Linked DNA regions of Homo sapiens: region 1 is linked to region 2. Evidence: chromatin loops called from intact Hi-C (ENCODE). Cell type or tissue: heart left ventricle. All regions are shown on one strand. Each heading gives the region's core, and the rest is flanking DNA. Links, peaks and the distances in the headings are about the cores only.

Region 1 (8,354 bases), core at 3,971-6,470, 120 kb before region 2:
CTGTTCCCCTCACCTGTGCATTTCTTAACGCCTTGGTGAGGAGAATGTCTCTGGATCTTCCTTGATGGGAGCTAAAGGAACAAAGGTAAATAATGCTATGGGACCCACTGAGAACTGGGGCTGTGGAAGAGTGGCCACTGAAGTAATAGACAGATGCAGCTATTGCCAGATACTCAGTGCCAGAGCAGGGAGGGACAGGGAAGAAATACGGACCTCACCTTCCTCTCACTTCCAGGATCCATCGGGGGCCCTCCATTGCTAAACCTAACTAGAAGTGTGCACGCACGGGAGCCAGGGATGCATTCTAGGAGGGACGAGCCCCGAGTGGCATGAGACAGGATGGAAATGAGTGGACAGTGGATCTGTGGGAAGAAGGAGGGGATGTTATGGGAAAACAAAAGGAGAATACTAGCTAAGAACGCTAGGTGACATTAATATTCCGAAGTCTGTGCTCATATTCAGCAAAGAAAGTTCAGCATAAAGCACTAAATAAGGAGTCAAGATATTGTACTTCCAACTGTTGTTCCAACAGCTGTATTATGAAGGGCCACTTTATTTCATGCCTTTCTAATTTGACCTAAAGTGCCAGGTGGCACTGGGGCTGGCACAGCCTTGCTCAATTATGTGTTGCAGAGTACACAGAGACTGCCAGGCTGAGGGAAGATGCAAGAGAATAGAAGAGATGCTCTCAGGGAACAAGAGACCACATGGCCCCAGAGTCAGGGGCAGCATCAGCCACTGTCAGCTGCTCATTTTCCCAGACAGAGCCCACAAGCCTCAGCCATGCTTTGCTTCTGCAAGACGCTTCTTCACCTTTTCAATAAACCTGCCTGAATTTAAGCTGACAGGGTTTATTTCTCCTTCATCATAAATGAAATTCTTCACCACAACAATCTCCAATGAATTTTGGGCACAGCAGGCAGGCCCATTTCTGCTTCTGTTCCACTATCTCTCCTGTAGGTTGAAAAGGAGGAGGTACTGAATTACCTCCAAATGTTCCTCTGGCTCTGATATTCTGTTATTCTGGTTCCTTTTTGGCTACTTTGTTTTTGGTAGCGTGTATCCTAAGGCGTCCAGTTGAACAACTTTTGTCTACTGTGTCCAGGCATTCCTGGTGGTATTTCAGATAAGACTCTCTTGGGTTGCTGAACTCACAACCACTGAACCAATTCTATGACCATCTGTTTCATGGCCACATGTTTGCTCATTTTATATGTACATAAAGGGAGGGGACAGACAGCAAACTTGCGTGTTACAAATTGTATCATCTTAAAAAGGAAACAAGGCAACACTTTGCAATAAAACCTTAAGATGCATGAAATTTGAGCCTAATGCAATAAAGGATGCCCATAAAATTCTTATCTAAAGAATGTTTCGAAAATTGTTGTACAAGGACATCATCATTTAAAGTGATATGAAGAAACCTTCTCAGCTAAGCATATGGGCTAGATTAGAGAGAAAAATAAAGGACCCATCTCTGCCCTGGAAAAACTGCTGGTAGCATCTTTCAAAAAGCTCTCTGTGTTTGAGTACGCACCTTGATCCATAGGCTCACATTTGATCCCAACTGGCAGCTGCTTCTTGGCATTAACATTGGATTCCCAACTAGTAAATCTTACCAAGATCTGACTTTCTGCAGATATAATATTATTTTGTTTGACCATCCTTATCTTCAAGGGCTACCAAGAAGGAACCAAGAATTTATTTACCTCCCCAAGGGAAAAGGTTTTACCAATGAGACCCTTTCTCACCATGACCCCAGGACCCCATATGCCCTGTTCACTTGAGTGCCCTGTGTGGCCTGATAGAAGCTCATGCTGGTCACAGGATTCCTTATATGACTAGCCTCCTTCCTGAATCCCAATTTCATGGTGGTGGTCATGACAGGTGTCCTGTATCCCATGCTCATGTCCCTGAAGTCACCAGCCTATCTCCAGTTAGAAAAAATTACATGTATATAGAGAGGCCTCTTTGGAAGGAGCAAAAGCTTTCTCACCTTCGTACACTAATGGTTGGAAGGTACAACAGCATATGCACTTTGGGAAAAAATATCTGGCATATTCTTACAGAAACAAACAACTACCTATTCTATGACTCAGTAATTCCTAAGCATTTATCCAAGAGAAACTAAAACCTATGTCCAGAAAATGACTTATACAAGAATGTTCATAGCAGTTTTATTCATAATACAAAAAACTGGAAACATTCAAGTATCTGTCAATACAAGAATGGATCAATAAACTGTGATACACTCATTCCATGGAATGGCTAAAGGAACAAACTGGTGACACACAGAACAACATGGATGAATCTCAAAAACATTTGGAGTGCGATAGAAGCCATACCCAAAAAAGTGTGAGAAAAAAAGATAAATAATAATGGTTCCAAGAAATGCACAGCAGACAGCCCAGAGGCAAAGACCCACAGGACGGCGGGCCGGTCCCAGGCTGTCGATCCTAATTAAGAAACTTCTGCTGGATTTTGCCCAGCTCCATTTCCAAACTATTTTGGGTCAGTGACTTCTTTATCCCTTCCATGTTGCCTCATTTTGAACTAGAATCACTGTAAGTGTTATTCTATGTCTGTCACATCATTCCACAGTAGGGGCAGATAAGCTGTTTAGAATGGCTAAAATTCAAAAAGGTGAACACACCAAATGCTGTCAAAGATGAGGAGCAACCAGAACTTTCCATCGCTAGTGGAAATCAAAAGGGTACAGTCACTTTGGAAAACTTAAGTTCACTCAAAATCCTGCACAGAAGTACTTACAGCAATTTTATTCATCATCGCCAAAACTTGGAAGTGCCCAAGATGTCTTTCACCAAGCGAAAGAATAAACAAACTGTTGTAGCCATACAAGGAAATCTGATTCACTGATTTTAAAAAACAAGTTATCAAGCCATGAAAAGACATGAAGGAACTTAAAGTACATAATGCTAGAAAGAAGCCAGTCTGGAAACCCACATACTGTACCACTCCAACTCTAGGACATTCTTGGAAAGTCAAAAAGATAGAAGTAGTAAAATGGTGAGTGGTTGTCAGGGGTGGAGGAGAGGAGGACGCGTGAAATGGTGAAGCACAGGGAATTTTCAGCAGTGAAACTCTTTCGCATGATGCTGTATTGGGGATTTAGGACATTATGTAATTGCCAAAACCCATAATCTGTGAAACTCAAAGAATGACCTCTAATGTAAACTATGGACTTTAGTTGATAATGACGTATCAACAGTGGTTCATCAATTGTAATGAATGGACCACACTAATACAACATACTAGTAGGGAAAATTGTGTGCTGGAGGACAGGGGAGCCTAGGAGAACTCTCTGTATTATCCACTCAAGTTTTCTGTAAACCTAGAACTGTTCTAAAAAATAATGTCTATTAACTGTTTTTTTAATTAGGATGCAGCAGCCCCATATCAAGGTTTTGGTGGCATCCTGTAATTGTGTGGTTAGTACTTGGCATTGAAGTGCACCAACCTGGAGTCAGAGCAGTTGGAGATTTCAAGGCCTGTGCCATTTACCTCTAACCCTGGGGTGCCCCTGGAATACAGATAGCAGATCGGTTAAGGAGAAGCAGCCTCAGCAATCTAGACAGTGCAGGTTTCTGGTGAGGACAGGTAAAAACCATCTGGGTGGGCAGAACTTGGTGAAGACCAGAAACCACTGAGACTCAGCAGCTGCCGCAGTGGCACCCACAAATCAAAGGAGGGGGCTGGGAAGAGCTAAGGGCTACTGGATGAGCTCTCTGCCTGCAAGACAGAAGCAGATCCAGAGATTTTGGAAAATAATGTAGGTTTCAGTACAGTGTGATCTCTTCAAAAAAGTAGAGAGAATGAAAAGGAAAGAAAAAGAGAGAGCATGAGAGAGAAAGAAGAAGAAAAGAAGAAAGGAAGAAAGGAAAGAAGGGAGGGAAGGAGGGAAGGAGGAAGGAAGGGAGGGATGGAGGGCGGGTGGGAAGGAGGGAAAGAATAAAAAGAGAGAGAAAGAGAGTTGGAGGGAAGTAGGGAAGGAAGGAAGGAAGGAAGGAAATGAACAAATTTACATGAAGATGAGAACAGTGGGGAAACTTACACCACCAATATTTTCCATTAACAGGAACACGCTAAGTAGTTATTAGAGAAAGACACGCTACTGTAAAACAATATACTGTTTCCATGGGGTACAACAACCCCTTCCTCCTCCTCTGAAACACATTCTATCTCTGGCTCACTGTTGCCAGAGACACTGAGTCTTGTCTTTGGATACGTTCTGGTGCCCACAAGAATGAGATGAGACAGTGGATCCCAGAACACCAGGCCACGAACTTCCCTGTTGCTCCTTGTCCACTCCAGAAGCTACCCAGCTGCAGTTGGGGACCTCAGCCCCTGGGTCTGATGTCATCCATTTGCCTTTCTCAATGGACTTCTCTCCTTGCACTGGCTCCTACTCCCCCAGGACCTGTGGGTGACCACATGAGAAGAACACAAACAGGCCATGCCCCTTTCTTTCTCCCCCTCTCAATGCCTGCAGTAGTGGGTTCCATGGGGTAGTGACCTGAGATTTACTCATTGTGGGGCCTCTAGCCCAGAGCAGGGCCTACTACCTCACAGTCACCCCATGAATGCTCAGTGAAAGAAGACGTCCACCACAAGGTCCTGGGGAACCAAGAATTCCACTGTGGCCCATAAATTCTAAGTCTACAGGATTCTGGAATGGGAGATGGGAAAGGCCTTCAAAAGTGGCCACTTTTAACCCATTATACTGGCAACTGAGCCATGTTTCCCCATCCTGGACACATCCAGAGGGCACTGCCTAAAACCAGACACATCTCCCCACCCAGGACAGTGTAGGAGCCTTAGCCTGGGGGATGCAGGTGGACAGGGAGGGGGTGAGCCACCAAAGCTGAAGAGCAGAAAGCAGGTGAAAGGGGACAGCAGGGTGGAAACAGAGAGAAATGGGGGCAGAGAATGGGGGGTGAGAGGGGAAGAGTGAGGAGAGGGATGCAGATCTAGCTAGTAAGGAAAAGTCCTGGAGAGAACACTGTCCTCTCCTGAAGTAAAATCACTTCTACCTGACCACGGCACTGCAGCTCATGGGCAGCACATGCTGTGGATATTTGTTCATTCATTTAACAAATATTTATTTAATATCTGTTGCATGCCAAGCAAGGCCCTGCAATGTTTAGGGACCTTGACATCTTCCCTTCACATCTGAGTCATAATACAAAGAGGACTCTCTGACCCCACTGAGCTGGCAATGCCTCGGGATTTTTACCTGTTGGATCTGGCAGCTCTTGATGTCAGCCCACACCATGTGAGGCTGCTCTTGGTGCACCCAATGGGGAAGTTTCTACATCAGGGCCTCGGAGAATCCACTGGAAGCCCTGGACAGTGGGAGTCAGCGGCATCCCCAGTGTGGAGGCCAAGAGCACACAGTGCTTAAGCTCCAGGCACCCTCAGGAGGACGGCAAGGGACAATTGGCTGGTGAGAGCCCGGGTCACCGGGAACCTTCGCCTGGGTCTAAACAGGATTTGCCTTCAGATTGCCTGTGAGATAAAAGAGAGAAATCAAGGTTAACGTTGAGATTTAGGGCTTCGGTAACTTGAAGGATGGAGCTGCCATTTACGGAGACTGGGAAGACCCAGGGAAGAGCAGATTGAAAGGTGGTGGGAACTAGAGGTGGTTGGGTTTCTGTCATATGTAATCAACAGTCCTGACCAGCCTGGGCAACATAGTAAGACCCCGTCTGGGAAAAGAAAAAAGGAAAAATAAGCTGAGCATGGTGGTGCACACTTGTAGTCTCAGCTACTTGGGAGGCTGAGGCAGGAGGATTCCTTGAGCCTTCAGTTAGCGGTTAGTGAGCTATGATGGCACCACTGTACTCCAGCCTGGGGGGAAAAAAATAAAGAGTCCTGACTAAATACTAGAGTAGCCAGGGAAGTTTTCACAAAGTAAGTAATATTTGAGGCAGATCTTAGTGAACAAGAATTCCATTATTTCTGTTAGGGAATTAAGAGAGTGTGGGTGTCGTTAGTTAATGCTTATTAAAGTAGCTTTGGAATCTCATCTACTGGTCTAGCTGGTCTATCTGTACACGTATATTGTATATGCTGTCTCTCTGAGCTTTCGCTAGGTTATGCTACGGTAACAAAAGCCCCAAAATCTTAGCAGCTACACATACGAAGGTTTATTTTTCATTGACATGTCCTTTTATGGCAGGTTGACTGTGACTCTACTCTATACAAGCTACTTTATTTGTTAGATGGTGAAAACTGTGATACTCGGAGGTTGTTGAATATGGTATTAGTATGTTCATTCATTCATTCATTTAAGAAATATTTATTCAATATCTGTTTCATGCCAGGCAAGGTCAAGTACTGAGAATACACTGGTGAATCAAAGAGACAAAATCTCTAATTGCCAGGAGCTTATATTGAAAATCAGATTAAACACATACAAAATCATCATAATAACAACAATGAATACTATATTCATAAATAATAGCTGTAAGAGATTTTAGTACATCTTTTAAATTAGAAAAATATAAAAATTATTAAAACTAAAATGGCCAGGTGTGATGGCTCATGCCTGTGATCCCAACACTTTGGGATGCCAAGGTGGGAGGATCATTTCAGCCCAGGAGTTTGAAACCAGTCTGGGCACTACAGGAAAACCCTGTCTACAAAAAGGAGAAAATTAGCCGGGCACAGTGGTGCATGCCTGTAGACCCAGCTACTAAGGAGGCTGAGGTGGGAGGAGTGCTTGAGCCTGAGAGATCAAGGCTGCAGAGAGCCATGATCATACCACTGCACTCCAGCCTGGGCGACAGAGCGAGACACTGTCTCAAGAAAAAAAAAAAAATTATTTGATGTAGTCCTAAAACTATTATGTAGAATACTATTGTTTATATCACAGCACGTGAGCCCCTTAAATGGCTTAACACTTATTTAGGTATGATCCATAAAGCTTTTCTGGTAATTAAGTATACTTAAGAACAATTAAGTATAAAAGAGTTACTGCCTTGACAGGAAGATTGTAAAAATTTTAAAAAGACAAATAAATAAAAGAGTAAAAACTGTAGCTCTGTGAGGCTCAAATAACATCTAATTCAAGTCACAATGAACATCTAGCAATCATTCTGAACACCATATAATTCACTTAATACGTTTTGCCTGAACACCCAACACATCTGAATTACCAACACCCATATGTAGCCAAGAAACTGGCAATCATTTATAAATTATCACCTATGACTCCATCTGCTCTACGCACTTATTTTTTAAATTTTATTCATTTATTTATTATTTTTATTTGTTGTAGAGATGGGATCTCACTATGTTACCCAAGTTGGTCCAGAAACAGAAACAGACCCACACTAATTTCATAAATCAGATGACCATACAGTCATTCGATTTATGAAAAAAAGTGCCACATGGTGCGGAAGGAAAAGGATGGTCTTTTCAATAAATGGTGCTGGATCAAGCAGACACATCCATGTAGTAAAAAGTGAATCATAGCCAGGTGGGGTGGCTCACACCTGTAATTCCAGCACTCTGGGAGGCTGAAGCGGGCAGATTACTTGAGCCCAGGAGTTCGAGACCAACCTGGGAAACATGTTGAATCCCCATCTCTACAAAAAATATGAAAATTAGCCAGGCATGGTGGCACATGCCTATAGTCGCAGCTACTCAGGAGGCTGAGGTGGGAGGATCACTTGAGCCAGGAGATGGAGGTTGAGTGAGCTGAGATCCTGCCACCACACTCTAGCCTGGGCAATAATAGACTGAGGCCCTGTCTGAAAAAAAAAAAAAGCAAAAACTAAAATAAAATCGTTATAAGGTTAACACAGAAAAATGTGTTCATACTCTTAGGTTAGGCATTGATTTCTTAAACAGGACACAAAAAACAGTAACCATAAAGGAAAAGATTAATAAAGTATAATTTCATTAAAATGAAGAATCTCAGGCTGGGTGCAGTGGCTCATGCCTGTAATCCCAACCCTTTGGGAGGCCGAGGCAGGTGTATCACTTGAGCCTAGGAATTCCAGACCAGCCTATGCAACGTGGCAAAACCCATCTCTACTAAAAATACAGAAAACAGCTGAGTGTGGTGGTACTCCCCTGTAGGTCCCAGCTACTTGGGGGCTGAGGCAGGGGGATCACCTGAGCCTTGTGAGGTCAAGGTTGCAGTGAGCTGTGATTGTGCCACTGCACTCCAGCCTGGGCGATGGAGTGAGATCCTGTCTCAAAAAGAAAAAAAAAAAAAGAGAATCTCCCTTCATGAAAAAACACCATAAAAGAGTGAAAACGCAAGCTACAGATTGAAAAAAGGGAAATGCAATACATATAAATCCTAGAAAGGAGGCATATCCAGA
Region 2 (8,354 bases), core at 2,822-5,321:
ACAAGTCAGGAAGCTCCATCAGCTCTGCAACACCTGAGTCCTGGATGGCGGGAGATGATGGCTTAAGATATCTGGGCGCAAAGCCTGAGGCCCTGCCTGTAACTCCGACTCCCTCAAGGGCAGCTGAGAGGGAGGACTCAGGGCACTGGGGAAAGTCAGCAGACCCAGTCACAGAATTAGAATAAGGTGGAGCTACGCAGGGAAGACAACACCAACTATTTCCTTTTTCTTATTTTATTTTATTTTATTTATTTATTTTTTTTGAGATGGAGTCTCGCTCTGTCGCCCAGGCTGGAGTGAAGTGGTGCGATCTCGGCTCACTGCAAGCTCCACCTCCTGGGTTCACGCCTTTCTCCTGCCTCAGCCTCCCGAGTGGCTGGGACTACAGGCACCTGCCACCGCGCCTGGATAATTTTTTTATTTTTGTATTTTTAGTAGAGACGGGGTTTCACCATGTTAGCCAGGATGGTCTCGATCTCCTGACCTCATGATCTGCCCACCTCAGCCTCCCAAAGTGCTGAGATCACAGGCGTGAGCCACCGTGCCCTGCCAACACCAACTATTTCATTGGCAGTAGAAGAATCACACTCTGCAGCTACTGAGAGGTGGAGGTGAAGCCACCCTGCCGAGCAGCCAACCTCACTTTTTGGTTATTATCCTTGTGCCGATGCTGCCGGACAAACTCTCTCTACAAATCTCAGCATGTGGAAGAAACAGAGGCAGGAACAATTGCCCAGCACCTTTCTATTTCTCGAGGACACTCTTGAAGTTATTCATCAATGTTTTAATTAAAGCAGATCTTATCGCTTTTCCTCAAATGGGAACTTGTTCACTTTTAGACTTTGTTATTGTTCATTTTGGGCTTATCTTTGGTCTTTTCCTGTGCTCTTAAAAGGGTGCAAATCAAAATCTGAGTTATGATAATCCACTTATCATATGACTAATTACTTCAGTACAAGGAGTTCCTGCCTGTCTGTCCAATATGAATCTTACTACGTCCCAATGTCACATTGGCTTCTTTTCCTTCTCGGTGGCAGCATTTGGAGCTTTTACTTAACTTAGGGTCAATTTCGACCTCTGAATTTTCCACCCCTCCCCCACAGCTGTTGCTGGGTCATGCTGTTTTCTTTTATCTCTATAAATATTGTGACTTGTAATTGTCACTTATAAATTCATTCTGGCTATACTGAATCATTCCCCCATTATCCAAGTCATCCAAATATTCGATGTGCATTTCCACAAATCATGTAGTGGCCCCCTGATTGGGGATGATTTGTAGAATTAATTATATGCTTTAGATCTCCATTCAGGTCTTCAGGTCACCAATACATTAAGCAGAGCAGGGCCCTGAACAGCTTATATGGATCAACGATTGACAGAGCTGTCGGGGTTGCTGCAAAGCCACTGACTTTTTGCTGTTCCCCGTAACAAAGTATGTTCAAATCTAGGTCACAGGTTTGTGGTAGGGTCGATTCACAGTATACATGTGCAACGGCGTTCAGTAGCATAGCAGTTGAGGTTGTGAAGACATGTGCACCCAGGTCAAAGAAGAAAGATCCTTAGACAAAGCCGCTCAATTCCCAGGCACCCAATCTTCCTTGGGCTTTGTGAACCTGAGATTTGACAGGCTCTTGGGAATGTCTGTCTCTAAGACTCTGTTGGCAGGCTTAATCAGGCTGGTGGCCATCTCCATATGTGCCCCCCCAGCATTTGTGACAAAATAAGGGAAGGGGGACCCAATAAAGCTACTTCTGAAAGCTTATGATCCCACCCCTCATTTAAACTATGTGATGTTGTCATTCTATATAAACTCTTTCCAAGTAACTTAACTAAAACACACTTTGCCATTAGTCTTGAGTGTGGGCACAGCATTATTCTTTTCTAGGCCTTAAGGGTTCCTTCTGCTTAAAAATAATGTCTAACTTTCATGAAGTTTACCCATGATTAAAGTGCCTTCTGAATATATATTATCTTGTTCTATTGGTTTCAATATACCTATTTTCTTTAAAAAGAAAAAAATGATGAACCATGAGTGTTAACACCAGAAAAACCTTAAGGTACATCTGATCTAATTTCCCACTTTAAAGTGAGAAAATCAAACAGTGCCTAGGGGTTTGATTTTTCCCCAGGCTAATTCGGGTTTTCATATTTCCATCTCAAAGTGGACTTTCTTTGGCTAACTTTAAGTTTTAAACGTAAAGGCCTGAAAAGTAACTCAGGATCTAGCTTTTTCATTAGTTTTGATCGTGTATGAAAGCAAATATTTCTTTCCCCCAAATGAAACCCCAGGGCTTCCAGTATTTGTAGTGATAGTGTGAATCCATTAGGTCTATTTTTAATTATATCTCTCTTATTGGTTATTTTTTTCACATTTCCTAACTCATTTGTGATATTGCTTCCATATAATTCAACTTTTTGTGCGCTGGGTTCCCATTTGCCCCACAAAGGCCTATGTGCAAATCTGATATCCTGTTTGAATGACATTGTTTTGTTTTTACCTTATTGCTTCCTATCTTTCACAACAATGTTGTCAGTTCTCAACATTAAGGCATTAAAAATTAGCTTTTCTCAAATGCTCAGCATCATTAATCATTAGGGAAATGCAAATTAAAACCATAATGAATATCATCTCACACCTGTTAGAGTGGCATTTGTCAAAAAGGTGAATGATGTGTTAGACATAATGCAGAGAAAAGGGAACACACACATTGTGAATAGGTATGTAAATTAGTACAGCTGGTGTGGAAAACAGTATGGAGTTTCCTCAAAAAACTAAAAATAGAATCTACCCTATGATCCAGGAACCCTATTTCTGGGTACATATCCAAGAGAAGCTTCAGAGAGTGCTTTGTTGGGTTTTCTGGAACCCGGCAGGGCTCAGGTGTGTGGGGATGCGCTCTGTGAGCCTGTGTTTCCTCCGCCGTGAGGGCTCCTCCCGCTCCTGTAGGAAAAGGCAGTGCCCATTTTGTCTTGTCCATGTGGGACTCCAAAGGGTCCAGACGCGACAGAAAGGCGGCGAATCCTCTCAGAGTGGGCAGGGGAGGAGATGATAGAATATGGGGAGGAGATAGAATATGGGAATGGGGCAGTAGAGGGGTGGGATTTCATGAAATTTCCTGATTCAAGGCTATCATGAAGTAGGCCTCTTTGGGAGCTCGGCCCTCCAGTCGCTGGTGAGGGTAACATCCCACCAGTCTCTGGTGAGGTCCAGTCGCCTCCGCCGACTGCATTGAAAGCCAAAAGCAGAACTAGGCCAGCACCGCGGCCTGGCGTCCAGTGACCCAGCGGTCTGCATATTCCCCAGGGTGGAAGCACTCGGACTTCAGGTTTGAAGGCAATGCGGTCACCACTGCAATAAGAAAAGCAACTAGGGAAAATGGCACCTTCTTCTCCAAACTTTTGAGACACTCTTGCTCTGTCGTCCAGGCTGGAGTGCAGTGGCACGATCTCGGCTCACTGCGACCTCTGCCTCCCGGGTTCAAGCGATTCTCCTGCCTCGGCCTCCCAAGAAGCTAATTTTTGGCATAGAGAGAGAGAGGGGGGAAGGGGGGGGGAGAGAGATTGATTTTAATGTCTTCAAGCAAAAAGAGACTCTTTCTGCCTGTTGGCCATCTGCTGCCAGGTGAACGTGAAAATCCATCGAGACGCTTTCTGTGAAAACCGCCTTTATCTCTTTGTCCCTCTTAGGTTAAAATCCGCACTCCAAAACCTTATTGAACAGAAAAATTACAAAAAGCACATATAAGACGTTTCAGTTTTGTAAAGGGTAAAATGAAACTGCCCTTCAGGAAGAATCAGAAGACCGACGAGGGAGAGAGGAGCGATCGTGAAATCTAAGTGGGCTGCCCCCGGGTCTTCCAGGGTTTTGTACTCGGTGGCTTGGCCTGAGTTGATGTGCCCATATTTTCAAACAGCCAAGTGCCCTGAGACACAGCCTTTGCTACGGTACCTGCTGAAATCTGGAAGTGTGATTAACTATTACTTAAATTGAGTGGGGCAGACTAAGAGACAGCAGCAGTGAAGGATGCCCTTTGGGAGAAAGACGTCGAGGCGCTGAGGCCAAAGGGTCCGTGAGGAAAGAGCCCGCAGCTCGCGCCCCTCGGCCTGCGGAAGGGAGGGCAAGGAGGGTCCTACGGTTCCTGGGAGGACGCGAAGAGCCAAGAGCTCTGACAGCTGGCGCCGGGGAAAAGGCCCCGAGGCGGGGTCCGCATCCCTGGAAGGGCGGCGTCCACACTCCTGCGAGGCACGGGGCGCCCGGGGCTCGGAAGCTCAAAGCCCGCCGGCTTCTGCAGCTTCTGGAGCTTCTGGGAGCCAAGAGTGTCAGCCGGAAGGATCCCGCACACGGCGCTTAGTTCTGGAACTGGATACCCGGGGGAGGATGCGGGATCCCGAAGCCCGGGTGTGGGTCCCCGTGGTCTTCGTGTTGGGGGTAGGTGCGGAACGCTAAGCCTGGGCCTACTGGGAGCCATAGTCTTCTTGATGGCTGGTGCTTATTGGGCTTTTTTCAGTCGAATTTCAAAATGCAGTTGAATTTCTTACTTTGGAAACGATAATAGAAATGGCTGACCTCAGATTTTCATGATTATGTTTTGCCTTTTCCAGTGTATGTGCAGTTTCTGTAGTATAGTGGTTATCATGTTTGCCTCACATGTGAAAGACCCTTGGCTCGAGACTGGAGGGAAACATGGTTTTTTGGTTTTTCTTTTTGTCCCTAAATTTAGTGAGTTTAATCGAGGTTGGGAAACAAACAGAAAAGTAGTTGAACCTGTGGCTACACTTTAGACCTCCTCAATCTAGACAGATTGTTGACCAGGCTACAGTTTCCACTGGTCTGCCAGCAAGAGGCCTGCTTAATGTTAGCTTTGGTTCCAGAAATTCCTTAAGATTCTCTTCATTCTCTTCTGTCGCCTGAATTTTCATAGGCTGACACTGAAAGTGGATGACATCTTAATGCATTTCCTAAGTGTCCCGCTGGGCTTCGCTTTACTCTGATAAGTTGCAGATCTGGCTGATTTGCGAGACAAAAACAAAATATTTTTTTAAAAGATTCTAAATCTGCATCTGGAACTTGTAGAGTCAATAATCTGAAACCACACGAATTATCTACATACAAAAGATTTTGAATGCATACCCCTTCCCCAAATAATCCTCAGAAAACCGGTTAAGTTTTAGCATCTATGACTCTGAGATGCATATGAGGCCTTTGTAAATTTAGAAGTTGAGAGTAGAAAGTACAGGTTTGTATTTTAGAAGGAGATTTGGGAATAAATATAGCTCTGGTGGATATAGATCATATGTTAAGGTTTGTTGGCCAGAGCTGGTGTGTGTCTTGGGTGTTGGGCAAAGAACAGAGAACAGCCAAAGCTCTGCGAGGTCAATGTGAAGGGTGATTTCCTTGGTGGGCTCAAGTTTATGACGCAGCCTGGACCTAGCTTGGCTTCTCAGCTAGAGAAGAAGCATGATTCCATGTCACAGCTCCTGTCTTTGAAAAAGTCATAATGACTCCCAGACCCAACATGTGGGGAAAACTCTGGATTTGTCTCTTCAGTTGAATGTCTCCGTTGAAAATTGAGGAAAGAAATCTCTCTACTATTTGAACTTCATCAAAAGACTAATATGTTAATATTTTGACCGTCAATATTTCCTTAAACTAGTCTACTCCTTTCATAGCTAATACATCAAAGCATATTAACTTAGGAAATGGGATTCTCCCAAACAAGGAAACATTGACGGCAAGGGTTCTTAATCTTTTCACACCACATTTCCTTCAAATGCTTTATACATCTTCAAGCAGACAAATAATAGTATTATAATGATTACGAGACCGATCATTACTCTTTTGCCAAAAAAACCAGCGACAAAAGACTAACTTAGTGGACCAACCTTTGTTTCTTCATTATCTGTACATTGATTCTGTCCTTTTATTTCGTCTTTCTTCTAATTCTGCTTCTGCTTCTTGTTTCCTCCCTGGATTTGAACTTTATTTACCTAAACTACCAGTTAGGTTACCTTCTCAGAACCTCTAAGGCAGCAGTTTGAGATTGACAATGGAAGATTTAAGATTAGAAAAAAGAAACATGAATGAATTTCTGATGTTTTATTATAGGGGTTTATAATGCAGGTAGAAAGACCTTTTTCAGACTTAAGAGTTTGATCCACCAAATGAGCTATTTTGATATTTATAACTTTGTCTAGTAAAAGTTTCCTATAAAAACATTTGGTTTGGATATGTTTGTTAGCTTTTAGTCGACACTTGAAAAAGGCGGTTGGAAGGTTCTAAGTCTTTTTGGATACTCTTTTCTCTTATCCCCCAGGCCGTGGGTGTGTAGAGGCCTTGGTGGTGCAGTGGTAGAATTCTCGCCTCCCACGTGGGAGACCCGGGTTCAATTCCCGGCCAATGCAGCAGGTACTTCTTCATTTCATTATGGCCTTTTACCCGTCTTTTACGCTGCAAAATTATACTGCATAACCTAATAGTGCATTTAGGGGCTTGGCCACCACAAGGTAAAGTGACAACATTACTCACGAGAGTAGCGGCAAGAGACATTCAGGACACTAACCCAGGACCCATGCAATTGTTGGACTCAAACAGCTTAGCAAAGTGGCAAGCACGAAGTCTTTCCGGTGAGTCACTGCAGTTTTGATATTGGTACCTGTTACTTTCATCTATTCACGGGGCGGATCCCTGCAAACCCGAAGAATCATCAGGTTCCTGATTCGCGTGCTGGACCTTGGGCTTACTGCTGAGCCACTGTAGAGAGGATCAAGAAATGACGCTCTTGGAAGGAGAGAAGCTGCGGGCAGGACAGTCACGTCAGAGGTCCAAGAGGCTTCAGCGGCCCAAAGAAAGGGAAGGTGTGTGGGGAAGAATCTGCGTGGAGATGAGGGGAGCGGCGGGGACTGGTCCTTGCGCAGAGGTGGCCAGTGGACCCTCAGGGCTGTACCCCAGACACCGTGAACCGAATTTGCTCACATCGTCAGCGGCCGCGGCCTCCGCGTGCTTTGTGGGCCCATCGGTGTTCTGCGAGGGATTCCGTGTGTCTGGCAATGTCTGTCAACAGGTGTTGGCCTGAAATTTGGCCGGGCACGTTGGCTCATGCCTGTAATCCCAGCACTGTGTGAGGCCGAGGCGGATGGATCGCTTGAGGTCAAGAGTTCAAGACCAGCCTGGCTAACATGGAAAAATCCCGTCTCTACTAAAAATACAAAAATTAGCCGAATGTGGTGGCATGCACCTGCTATTCCGGCTACTTGGGAGGCTGAGGCAGGAGAATCGCTTGAACCCAGGAGGCAGAGGTTGCAGTGAGCCAAGATTGCGCTACTGCACTCCACCTGGGCGACAGAGCGAGACTGCGTCAAAAAAAAAAAAAAAAAGCAGCGAAAGAAGGCAGAGATGTCAATGGGACAAAGAGACCTCCCAGGAGGCTTGTTGTAGAGGCAGTGGGTGGATCCTGGGAGATGAGATTTTTTTAAAATTATGTAGCAGAATGGGGAGAGAAACGGAGAAGCGCATGAAAGAGAGAAAAGCACGAAAATCGGCGGCGTCCAAGAATAAAGCAGATAAAATAGTGTGAGTGTTTTTACATTCAAAAAATAGAAGAAGTGCAATGCTTGTCAGCAGGCTTTGTGGTCGTGTAGTGGTTAATACTTGTAGTTGTGGTTGCCACAACCTGGGTTCTAATCTGAGTCACAGTAGTGTTTTCTAGCCTGCGATTGTGGCTAATAGACCTGTCGTTTGCTTTGCCTTTAATCCTAGCAGCCTCCAGAGAGCAGAGTAAACCTCTGGCCCCGAAGGGCGCCAGCTTCTGGAGTTTAGCCCACAGCGCAGAAACTAGGGGGCGGCCTGGCCGATAGGAAAACTTGGACATGCTCTTTGTCTCACAATTGAGCAGGAAAAATTCCCGTAGGTGAAGATGCCGCCTCTCAAGGGCCCTTTGTCTGTAGCTTCCACTGGTGAAATAATGCGGTTATAGTCTTTTTCGGTAGAGAAAACGGCTGTATCAGTGGAATTTTTTAAAAACACAAAACGAGAACGAGTTTTTAATGAGCTGACAATAAAATCTAAACTAGTTGTCATGGTCTGCACAGGCTTGCCTCCATTCCCCATCTGCTAATTTTTATGAGAACAGTAAATTATTACTATTATCATTATTTTTGAGACGTAGTCTTGTTCTGTCACCCAGGCTGGAGTGCCGTGGCTCAATCTCGGCTCACTGCAACCTGTGTCTCCGAGGTTCAAGCAATGAGAACAGTAAAGAAGCTACAGTTCACATAAAGTGCACAAATCTTTAGTGCAATTTGTTTAGTTTTGATCAATGTTATCACCACCCAGCTCAAGTTATAGAAAATTGCCA

The links. Peaks named below come from ENCODE experiments on the same cell type or tissue, not always from the same donor. Only the 100,000 strongest peaks of a DNase experiment are listed, where the experiment ranks them.
Region 1: a loop joins it to region 2, with 2.3 times the contacts of the local background. A loop is called at or near these places in 2 of 110 quality-filtered maps.

The regions. Positions count from the first base shown.
Region 1 is chr1:16,603,254-16,611,607 of GRCh38, forward strand. NBPF1 (NBPF member 1) reads right to left here. Exons shown (of 18, transcript NM_001405701.2): 2 at 5,255-5,526. Among named protein-coding and RNA genes, the nearest start is that of NBPF1, 6.1 kb to the right of the region's middle. RefSeq lists enhancers at 67-567, 4,017-4,518, 4,519-5,018. In heart left ventricle, for the core only: no CTCF peak of the experiment used is centred there; DNase peaks (open chromatin) are centred at 4,378 and 5,388.
Region 2 is chr1:16,720,954-16,729,307 of GRCh38, forward strand. It overlaps TRG-CCC5-1 (tRNA-Gly (CCC) 5-1), which reads left to right and starts at 6,332; the gene lies at 6,332-6,402. It also overlaps the pseudogene TRV-CAC13-1. RefSeq lists enhancers at 6,333-6,944, 6,945-7,554. In heart left ventricle, for the core only: no CTCF peak of the experiment used is centred there; DNase peaks (open chromatin) are centred at 2,918, 3,228 and 4,258; H3K27me3 peaks cover 1,518 bases.